Regions from separate parts of the Homo sapiens genome. Here region 1 is linked to region 2. Evidence: read pairs that join two places in POLR2A ChIA-PET (ENCODE). Cell type or tissue: HepG2. All regions are shown on one strand. Links, peaks and the distances in the headings refer to the core of each region. The heading gives the core; the rest is flanking DNA. Region 1 overlaps HECTD1 (HECT domain E3 ubiquitin protein ligase 1). Region 2 overlaps AP4S1 (adaptor related protein complex 4 subunit sigma 1).

Region 1 (5,384 bases), core at 83-5,082, 85 kb after region 2:
TTCTAAAGAAGAATCTTGAGGCTCCATTTTGCCACAGAGTCTTGATACCACAGCCATAGCAGAGTGCAAGGTGTCTTTATGAACTAGATGTCCACTGTCACGAATGAAGGTAAGCACACAATTCAAACCACCAGCCTCAAAGACTGCTCCTGACTCACGAGTACATATCAGTTCTAATACCTATAATAGTAAAACAAATGTAACGAAAGAATGCAAGCCTGATTTTCAAGAATCACAGAAACAATGCGCTCTCCAAATTTATTAGTGACACATTAAAAACAGAAAAGTGAAACAAATGAAATTAATTTTAATAATACATTTTAGATGGGTGTGGTAGCTCACACCTGTGATCCCAGCACTTTGGGAGGCCAAGGTTGGCAGTTCGCTTGAGCCCAGAAGTTCAAGACTAACCTGGGCAACACGGCAAAACCTGATGTCTACAAAACATACAAAAAATTAGCCAGGCATAGTAGTGGCATGTGCTATAGTCCCAGCTACTCAGGAGGTTGAGGTGAGAGGATCACTTGAGCCCAGGAGGTCAAGGCTGCAGTGAGCCATTATCGCCCATTGCATTCCCATCCTGGGCAAGAGAGTGAGACTCTGTCTCAAAAAATAATAGTAACAGCTGGGCATGGTGGCTCACGCCTGTAATCCCAACACGTTGGGAGGCCGAGGCGGGTGGATCACTTGAGGTCAGGAGTCCAAGACCAGCCTGACCAACATGGAGAAAACCTGTCTCTACTAAAAAATATCAAATTAGCCGGGCATGGTGGCGCATGCCTCTAATCCCAGCTACTCGGGAGGCTGAGGCAGGAGAATCATTTGAACCTGGGAGGCGGAGGTTGTCGTGAGCCGAGATCGCGCCACTGCACTCCAGCCTGGGCAACAAGAGTGAAACTCTGTCTCAAAAAAAAAAAATAATAATAATAATATTTTTTATTTAACCCAATATATCCAGGCATCATCATTTCAACATGAAATCAATATAGAAAATTACTGATATATATTATAGTCTTTTATGTATAGTCTTTAAAAATGCATGTATACTTTATACTTATAATGCATCTCTATTTGGAGTGGCCACATTTGAAGTGTTCAATAGACTTATTTGGCTACCATATTGGACAGTGCAGGTTTAGAAAGTGACATCTGTATGGCAAGGTAAAGAACTACAAGTAATTTAGCAAAAGCTCATAATAATACTCTAACACTATTTGTCTTTTTCATTATCATTCTCATGAGTCTAGGGTAGCATTTTCCAGAAGCTAAGCATGATGTGATACTGTACAAGACTGAATGCAAAAGCAGACAGGAGGATCCAGCTGTCTACTGTAAAAACAGAGTGTTCTTAAGAGACTTGCAAAAATGCCTAACAATTCCAGTCTTCTCACTAACTTTGTTTATTTAAAAAGGTTATTTTTCATTAACCTGTTATGTATAACATGTAATTAATTTATTTTAAGATAAATAAATACTTTAAATTTATCAGTTTCAGTATCTAATATGGTAAATAAATAGACAAAACCTATATGAACAAAAGCTCTTTGGGTATCCTCAATTATTTAAGACTTGTAAGGGGATCCTGAGACAAAAAATTTGAGAACTGCTGACCTAAAGCAGCAAAAATTATAAAAAGAATGAAGCAGAAATCATTAAAAAAAAAAAAAAACAAGAAAAGAAAAAAGAATCAGGGGCCAGTCACAGTGACTCAAGCCTGTAATCCCAGCAGCACTTTGGGAAGCCGAGGCAGGTAGATCACCTGAGGTCAGGAGTTCGAGACCAGCCTGGCCAACATGGTGAAACCCCATCTCTACTAAAAATACAAAAAATTAGCCGCGCATGGTGGCACGCGCCTGTAGTCCCACCTACTCAGGAGGCTAAGGCAGGAGAACCGCTTGAACCCAGGAGGCAGAGGTTGCAGTGAGCTGAGACTGCACCACTGCACTCCAGCCTGGGAGACAGAGCAAGACTATCTCTCAAAAAAAAAAAAAAAAAAAAAATCATGTAAAATCTCAATGTATTCACCACAAATAGTTCCAAAAAAGTATGGATCTAGCACTAATGCTTTTAGAGTTACATAAAGACAACAGCTTACTTTACAGGGAATATAGCAAAATAGTTAAATCCCTGGGCCCTAGAACCAAACTTCCTAATCTTCAAATTCCTAAACTTCAAGTCTTGACTCTTCTGCTCACTACTCCCAAGTATGTTCCTTAACCTCAGCATACTTGAATTTCTTTCATCTGTAACAGAGAAATGATAATATTCGGCTGGGGGTGGTGGCTGACACCTACAATCCCAGCACTTTGGGAGGCCAAGGCAGGGGGATCACAAGGTCAGGAGTTCAGGACCAGCCCGGCCAACACAGTGAAACTCCATCTCTACTAAAAATACAAAACAAATTAGCCGGGCGTGGTGGTGGGCACCTGTAGTCCCAGCTACTTGGGAGACTGAGGCAGGAGAACCGCTGGAACTGGGAGGTGGAGGTTGCAGTGAGTCAACATCGTGCCACTACACCCCAGCCTGGGAGACACAGCAACTGTCTCAAAAACAATAATAATAATAATAATAATAATACTATTCCTGGCACCAACCTATCCCATATAGGGTTGCTGTGAAGATTAAATGAGTTAATACCTTAAAGTGCTTAGAATAATGTCTAGCACTGGTGGGTGGTGTTTGTTGTGGTGGTGATTGTTACTATTATAATACAAAATGATTTGGGTAAGAACAGGGATAACCTATCTCTAAGTGACTACCAGGAACTGAAGTGCACTGAAGCAGCACATAACATAGCAATCACCTACAGTTTTCCTTCTAAGATAAGATTTCTTTTCGCAAGTCCCATGGAACCTCCTTTGGTGCCACAAGTGTTGTGATTTCCACTGTTCTCAACTACTCTCAATAAAGTAAGACTGAAGATAGGAAGAATTTTTTTTTTTAGAAATTTTTTTTTTTTAGTAAATACATTTTTCAGTCTCTAAGTGATGTTTAAATGAGCCAATACTCATCCCTGAGAGGTCTGAGAAAAATAAGTAATGAGCCAATAAGTAATACTTACCTTTACACACTGTTCGGCTAAGTCTCTGCTAGTCCTGTTGTTAAGTTCAACTACAACCAAACGATTACAAAGTGCTTTTATAGCTCCATCTACCCCAACAATCCTTCGGGTACATTCCGCAGATACATCCAGGTAGTATGTTATGGCACGGGCTGTCACCTCTAATACATTGTCTGGAGCACTTTCATCAAGAAAAATTTTGCAAAGGGCTGGTAAGAAAGTGCGAGGAGGACATCTGTAGTGAAAGAAATCATATTACATCTAGGGTTATTAAATTCTTAACAGCAAAATATTAACAAAATAATAGAAAATAAAAAGTTATAATGTAACACACTGTGCTCAATACTGTGTCTGAATGTTTATTAGGTAATATTTCTCACATTGTTTTTGCTTCCATAACAATACTCACATGCTAATTTCATCGCTGCTGAGAATACCAAGGTGTAAATGGTTTAAAACAGCAGCATTAACTTGAAAGCATGTTTAAAAAAAAAAAAAATGGCCAGGCATGGTGGCCCATGCCTATAATCCCAGCACTTTGGGAGGCCGAGGCGGGCAGATCACCTGAGGTCAGGAGTTCAAGACCAGCCTGCCCAACATGGCGAAACCTCATCTGTACTAAAAATGCAAAAAATCAGCCGGGCGTGGTGACAGGCACCTGTAGTCCCAGCTACTCAGGAGGCTGAGGCAGGAGAATCCCTTCCGGGAGATGGAGGTTGCAGTGAGCCGAGATTACGCCACTGTACTCCAGCCTGGGCAACGAGAGCAAAACAAACTCTGTTTCAAAGAAAAAAAAAAAAAAAAAATTCAGCGCTCACCTCAAACATGAACTGCTCTATGAAACCCTCCTTAAGCTCCCAAATACTTAAGTGGTACTTTCATGTTCCTTAACCCTCATAAAAGCAGCACATACACTGTTTAATGTATCACTTTATTTCCTTATTCACTTAAAATCCCAGAAGGCCAGGAACACTGCTCAATTCATATTTTTCAGAAAGAAGCACTGATTTGGGGTCTAAAAGACTGGGGTGAAAAAAAGAACAGCAACTGTGTGACTTTTCTGCGTCTGTTTCCTTACTTATAAAGCATAAGTAATAGCTAAATAACACCTACTTTAGGTCAGGCACAGTGGCTCATGCCTGTAATCCTTGCACTTTGGGAGGCCGAGGCAGGCAGATCACTTGAGGTCAGGAGTTCAAGAACAGACTGGCCAACACAGTAAAACCCCGTCTCTACTAAAAATACAAAAATTAGCTGGGCATGGTGGCACATGCCTGTAGTCCCAGCTACTTGGGAGGCTGAGGCAGGAAAATCACTCAAGCCCAGGACAGGGAGGTTGAAGTGAGCTGATATTGCGCCACTGCACTCCAGCCTGGGTGACAGAGCAAGACTACATCTCAAAATAAATACATAAAATAAAATAAAATAAAATAAAACAAAATAAAATAAATAATAATACTTTATATGGTTATGAAGATTAAATGAAATCATACACATTAAAAACAGCTCAGTGCCTAGCATATTAAACTAAACTTTAGCCCCCATCCTCTCCCTTTAACAGTCTAATGCTTATTACACAAACCTGTCCAAGATAGTTCCATCAAAAACAGAATTTTTGAGATATCATTAATACTCCCTATATTTTATCAACACTTAAAATATGAAAAGATCATAATTTACATTTAGTAGAAATCTCAGCTATGTGACATCAAATACATTATTCTAGTTTCTCTAGACAGACTAAACTACAGCTACAGACAACACAAAGGGTAATACCCTCAACATTTTAATGGAATAATTTATCTTCCTATTCTTAGTGTATGCAAATGAGTACTTCCCATACCTTTAGTAGCCTTTAAGAAATATCTGTATGAGGCCAGGCCCGGTGGCTCACGCCTGTAATCCTTGCACTTTGGGAGGCTGAGGCAGGTGGATCACCTGAGGTCAGGAGTTCAAGACCAGCCTGGCCAACATGATGAAATCCCGTCTCTACTAAAAATACAAAATAATTAGCCGGGTATAGTGGCAAGCACCTGTAATCCCAGCTACTCAGGAGGCTAAGGCAGGAGAATTGCTTGAACCTGGGAGGTGGAGGTTGCAGTGAGCTGAGATCATGCCACTGCCTGGGCAACAAGAGCAAAACTCCGTCTTAAAAAAAAAAAATCTGTATGAATGTTAAAGTATATCTAATTCTATGGTTTAATATCTGCTTAGATGATTCTTAACTTAAAGGGTCCAGAAGAAAGAATACTGTTAAAAAAATTTTAGGGCCCGTATGGCGGCTCACACTTGCAGTCTCAGCACTTTGGGAGGCTGAGGCAGT
Region 2 (5,384 bases), core at 254-5,253:
ATATTTTGTTAAAGAACACTTAGCTAGAATATTTTTTAAAAAAAGAAATAAAATGAGAAACCAAGGGATCTGAGACCCAAATCTAGAGTTAGAAATTGTAGTTTCTAGGTTGGTCTCTGCCGTGGAATTCCTTTTGAGGTTCCATTTGAGTCTGTGCTGCTCAGTTTCTCACTTGTTAAAGGATAATTTGATTGCCACTATGGTGTTAAAATACTCATGATGGAAAAGTGTTTTATTTTCCAGAGATCAAAATTCCAATGTTGGGGCCAGGCGTGGTGGCTCACGCCTGTAATCCCAGAACTTTGGGAGGCTGAGGCAGGCAGATCACTTGAGGTCAGGAGTTATAGAGACCAGCCTGGCCAACATGGCAAAACCTCGTCTCTACTAAAGATACAAAAAAACTAGCTGGGTGTGGTGGCACATGCCTGTACTCCCAGCTACTCAGGAGGCTGAGGCACAAGAGTTCCTTGAACCTAGGAGATGGAGGTTACAGTGAGCCTAGATCACCCCACTCCACTCTAGCCTGAGCAACAGAGAGAAGCTGCGTCTAAAAAAAGATAAAATTCCAATGTTGGGACCATAAACATTTCAATCACTGTATTTATTTTTATTTTCATTTTTATTTATTTATTTATTCTGAGACAGAGTCTTACTCTGTTGCCCAGACTGGAGTGCAGTGGCACAGTTTTGGCTCTCTGCAACCTCCGCCTCCGAGGTTCAAGTGATTCTCCTGCCTTAGCCTCCCGAGTAGCTGGGATTACAGGCGTGTGCCACCATGCCCAGCTAATTGTATTTTTAGCTGAGACAGGGTTTCACCATATTGGCCAGGCTGGTCTCGATCTCCTGACCTCACGTAATCTGCCCACCTCAGCCTCCCAAAGTGCTGGGATTACAGGTGTGAGCCACCGTGCCCGGCCTCATTTCAATCACTGTAATTAAAAAGTTGATTTCAAGTGGCACTAATATTCCAGGAGCCCTACGATGTTCAATTCCAATCCACATGATGTGAAAATTCAGAAAGGCTCTTAGGTTTGTAGGTTGGGAGAAAGTGGACTTCAGTAACTCCGCTCTTTGGGAGATTGTTTCTAGCTCATGTCAGCTCAACCTTAGGGAGCCCATGAAAGAAAACAAGTTGCCTGAGGATCTTTAGAGTCAGTCAAGTTCATTATAGCCTGAAGGTAAGACTGTCTTTCAATAGCCATTCTGAGCTCACTACATTAGTATACCAACAGTCTGGGCCCTTCTTACTTCCTCCTATTTCAAATGTCACCATTGCAGTGTGTTTATTCCATGGGCTTAGCATATAGGGTATTTTTTGGTCCCTGCTTACCTGGCACATGGCCTAAATGCCATTACTCTTGGCCTCACCAGGGTGTACAAGTTGCTCATAAACCAAATCAAGATGTAAACAACAGCTGGATTCTTATTTTAAAAGAGTCACAAGATTCCAGGGGGAAATCAGCTTTCAGGCCTTTGCCTCACATTGGATTTGGTCTGTAGTTTCCCCATATAGTGCCAGAAAGCTGCATGATTATTAGAGTTTGAGTCAGATACACAGATACACAGGCACAGTCACATGTCCACAGTATACAGTGACCTCACTGAGCAACTCATGTTTCCAGGATGTTGGGAAATTGACTTGCTGGAGGACCTTGTCCTTGTTCCTTGTAATGTGGGGATGTCAGTGGTTTATATGATTTAGCAGTAAATTCTGATCTGAATTTCAAAACAATTGGGCAGTTGCTCAAGGGGACATCTGAACAGCAGATCATCTGCTTGCCAAAGATGGGGCAGTCCACAGAGCAGCTTGATCCCCGAACTAATTCATGGGTTAAAATTAGATTTCCTTGTATCTCAAAGAAAGTTATCTTGGAGAAGGCGACATTTTCAAAGGCACTAAGGCTTTCATTGCCCTTAGTGAATATAACAGGAAGGTTCTCCAGGCCATTTTTCACGTAGCCACCTGTGCTTCTTAGCTCTGCCTTTCTATATATACCTGGCTGCCATTCCCACTTTGTCTCACCTAAGTTCTGGCTTCTGGGTCTAGTGAACAGGTTAGAGTCAAGGGCCTAACATTCCAGTCCCAGTTTGGCCGTGGGACAAAGCAATCATCTGTATAATTGAAAGACAGTATTAATAGGTATATCAGAATAACGCTTTTTTTTTTTTTTCTGGGTCACTTAAGGACAGTTCCCATGGGTCCTTGGAAAACAGTTTATTCTGCTGGAGGACTATTTGCACAGAGCTTAATGAGATATTCACACAGAGCCTAATAAAAACTTTAAAGTCATTCACCATTTGTCCTATTCTGTGTAGTTGCACTTCACTAAGCAAATACAGTGTAGACTTTGAATATCTGGTCTGGTTGAAAAAAATCAAAGGGAACAATTCACTTTACAAAGATTTAATTTTGAACTCCGCTAGTGCATTTAATTACCTATTTGTTGAATGAAGTTTATTTGAAACAATCTGTCAACTGTTTTTGTTTTTGTAACAGACCAGGATCATGCTCTTTAAGTAGACAGAGAACTTCAGATATTAAGGTGTAAAACTGAGAAACATTCATTGTCATCATCTCATTCCAGTTCCCCTTCTTTCACCAAAGAAAAGTTAGGTATTCAGTTGAAGGGATTCTTGAGGGAAGTATTTAGTTCTTTGTGGTTTGCTAGACATCATAGTCTAACAATATTTTCTTCTTTCCCCATGCCCCATACTAACTTCCCAGTAAGAACACCTGTAAGCCAAAGTGGCTCCATCATTCTCAAATGACTTCTTAGAACTACCCATTTGTAAGAGATACTGTCTTGAAATCCAGAAATTTTATTATGCCCTGCCTTCTTCATTCATTTTCTCCTCATAGTTATTTTTACATCAGTCTGTCTGACAGAGAAGAAAACTGAAGGTACAAGGCATTTATTTTGGGGTGGAGGTTTGGGGGCTGAGGAGGGAGGTGTCTAGCCCCTCCTGAGGAGCCTATAAGCAGAGCAGTCAAGCCCAAGCTTTGGGTTTAAATTCAAACCTGGCATTTACTAGCCATGTGACCTTGGACTATGCTTTGAACCTGTTTGATCCTGGGTAAACTGAGGATAATATGTAACAACATACATCAGAGATTTGTAGAGGGCTGAAACTCAACACACTGTCTGGAACGGGAGTATTCAACAAATCGTTGCTACTGTTACTATTATTGTCTGGGAAGACAACACTATTTTTGAGTTAAGGTCATTCTCTTGCCACATGACACTGCTGTGTTCTCTAGCACTTAGTAGACCCCCTATCCCTTTGGTTAAAAAATGTAGCTGTTTCATTTTTATCCCTACTTATCCTGTTAGCTTAACCAAGGTGAAACTAGGTATGTATATATGAAGGTAACAATTTCTAATATGGATGCCAGTTTTAAATTTAATTTCAGAAATTTTGTACAAAAAACCTCATGCTTAGGCTAATTTACACTGGGAACACTCTAGGTTAAGCCATAAATTTTTACTGAATGTTAATAATTTTTAACTTTAAACTAATTTCCTTAATATAACCGTAGATAATGTTTAATTTGGATAAAGTACACATCATTTTGGATGAGATGGTGTTAAATGGCTGCATTGTGGAAACTAACAGGGCAAGAATTCTTGCCCCTCTACTAATTCTTGATAAGATGTCAGAAAGCTGAAAGGAAGTCTCTTCGAGACAATATGGATTTATCAGAAATGCGAGTACCGTGGAATACATCTCAACATGTTAACCCAGAAGAATCTGGAAGACCACAATTACAAAATGGGGTATCCTTCCAAAGACATTATAAATAGGCATTTTCCACAGTTCCTAAAAAGAAAACACAACTGTACTTTAAAATATGTACAAAGAAAAAAATTTCTTTAAACTGAGAGAGAAGTTTTATTTTCTAATTGTAAACATATCTGTCGCACTTTAAATTCTGTTGAGCACCTAAGGAACCCTTCTTGGTCTATGCTTCTTTTGCAAATTGAATTCAGGAATAGCAGGATGGTAGTGGGAAGAAAGTATGGCAGTTTTCCGTCAGCCAATAAAGTTTTAAAATTTAAACACAAGGCATTTTGAGTAACGCTGTTTTCTGAAAGCTATTTTTTTTTTTTTGAGACGGAGTCTAGTCTAGCTGTGTCACCTGGCACATTCTCGGCTCACTGCAACCTCCACTTCCGGGGTTCAAGCGATTCTCCTGCCTCAGCCTCCGAGCTGGGACTACAGGCATGCACCACCACACCTGGCTAATTTTTGTATTTTTAGTAGAGACAGGGTTTCACCATGTTGGCCAGGCTGTCTCAAACTCCTGACCTCAGGTGATCTGCCTGCCTCAGCCTCCCAGAACGCTGGGATTACAGATGAGCCACAGTGCCTGACTTCTGAAGGCTGTCTTATTCCTTTAAAAGGCTTAGTAAAATTAACTTTTTAAGAGGTGTTTTTTTGTTTGTTTTTTTGTTTTGTTTTTTAAGACGGAGTCTTGCTCTGTCACCCAAGCTGGAGTGCAGTGGTGTGATCTCAGCTCACTGCAACCTCCACCTCTGGGTTTAAGCAATTCTCCTGCCTCAGCCTCCTGAGTAGCTGCGACTACAGGCATGTAGTCCCCAGGAGACTGAGCTGTGATTACAGATGTGAGCCACCATGCCCTGCCCGGTTTTATGTAAAGCCCAGCTAATTTTTGTATTTTTAGTAGAGATAGGGTTTCACCATGTTGGCCAGGCTGTTCTTGAACTCCTGACCTCAAGTGATCCACCTGCTTCAGCCTCCCAAAGTGCTGGGATTACAAGCATGAGCCACCATGCCCAGCCAAGAGGTGTTTTTTGTTTGTTTGTTTTTAAGAGAAGCAGGTCTTGCTGTGTTGTCCAGGCTGGACTGCAGTGGCTTTTCACAAGCATGATCATGTTGTACTACAACCTTGAACCTTCCTGGCCTGGCTCTAAAAGCTTTGTAATGTGGGGCTGGTGCAGTGCCTCACACCTGTAACCCCTGCACTTTGGGAGGCTGAGGAAGGAGGATCGCTTGAGGCCAGAAATTCAAGACCAGCCTGGGCAACATAGACCTCATCTCTACAAAAAATGCAAAAATCAGCCGGGTGTGGTGGCACATACCTGTAGTCTCAACTACTCGGGAGTCTGAGGCAGAAGATTTCTTGAGCCCAGGAGTTCGAGTCTGCAGTGAGCTATGATCGTGTCACTGCACTCCAGCCTGGGTGACAGAGTGAAACCCTGTCTCAAAAATAAAAAAGTCCGAGTGCGGTGGCTCAGGCCTGTAATCCCAACATTTTGGGGGGCCAAGCCAGGAGGATTGGTTGAGCCCATTAGTTCAAGACCAGCCTGGGCAACACAGCAAGACCATATCTCTACAAAAAATAAATAGGTGTGATGGCTCAT

Evidence for each region. Peaks named below come from ENCODE experiments on the same cell type or tissue, not always from the same donor. Only the 100,000 strongest peaks of a DNase experiment are listed, where the experiment ranks them.
Region 1: POLR2A ChIA-PET joins it to region 2 with 5 read pairs; 3 of 35 experiments call an interaction of 5 or more read pairs at or near these places.

Annotation. Positions count from the first base shown.
Region 1 is chr14:31,174,959-31,180,342 of GRCh38, forward strand. It overlaps HECTD1 (HECT domain E3 ubiquitin protein ligase 1), which reads right to left. Exons shown (of 43, transcript NM_015382.4): 3 at 3,062-3,296; 4 at 1-180. Among named protein-coding and RNA genes, the nearest start is that of HECTD1, 30 kb to the right of the region's middle. In HepG2, for the core only: no CTCF peak of the experiment used is centred there; no DNase peak of the experiment used is centred there.
Region 2 is chr14:31,089,369-31,094,752 of GRCh38, forward strand. It overlaps AP4S1 (adaptor related protein complex 4 subunit sigma 1), which reads left to right. Exons shown (of 6, transcript NM_001128126.3): 6 at 3,539-5,384. The coding sequence ends at 3,667. Among named protein-coding and RNA genes, the nearest start is that of STRN3, 66 kb to the left of the region's middle. In HepG2, for the core only: no CTCF peak of the experiment used is centred there; DNase peaks (open chromatin) are centred at 1,613 and 2,263; H3K4me3 peaks cover 785 bases.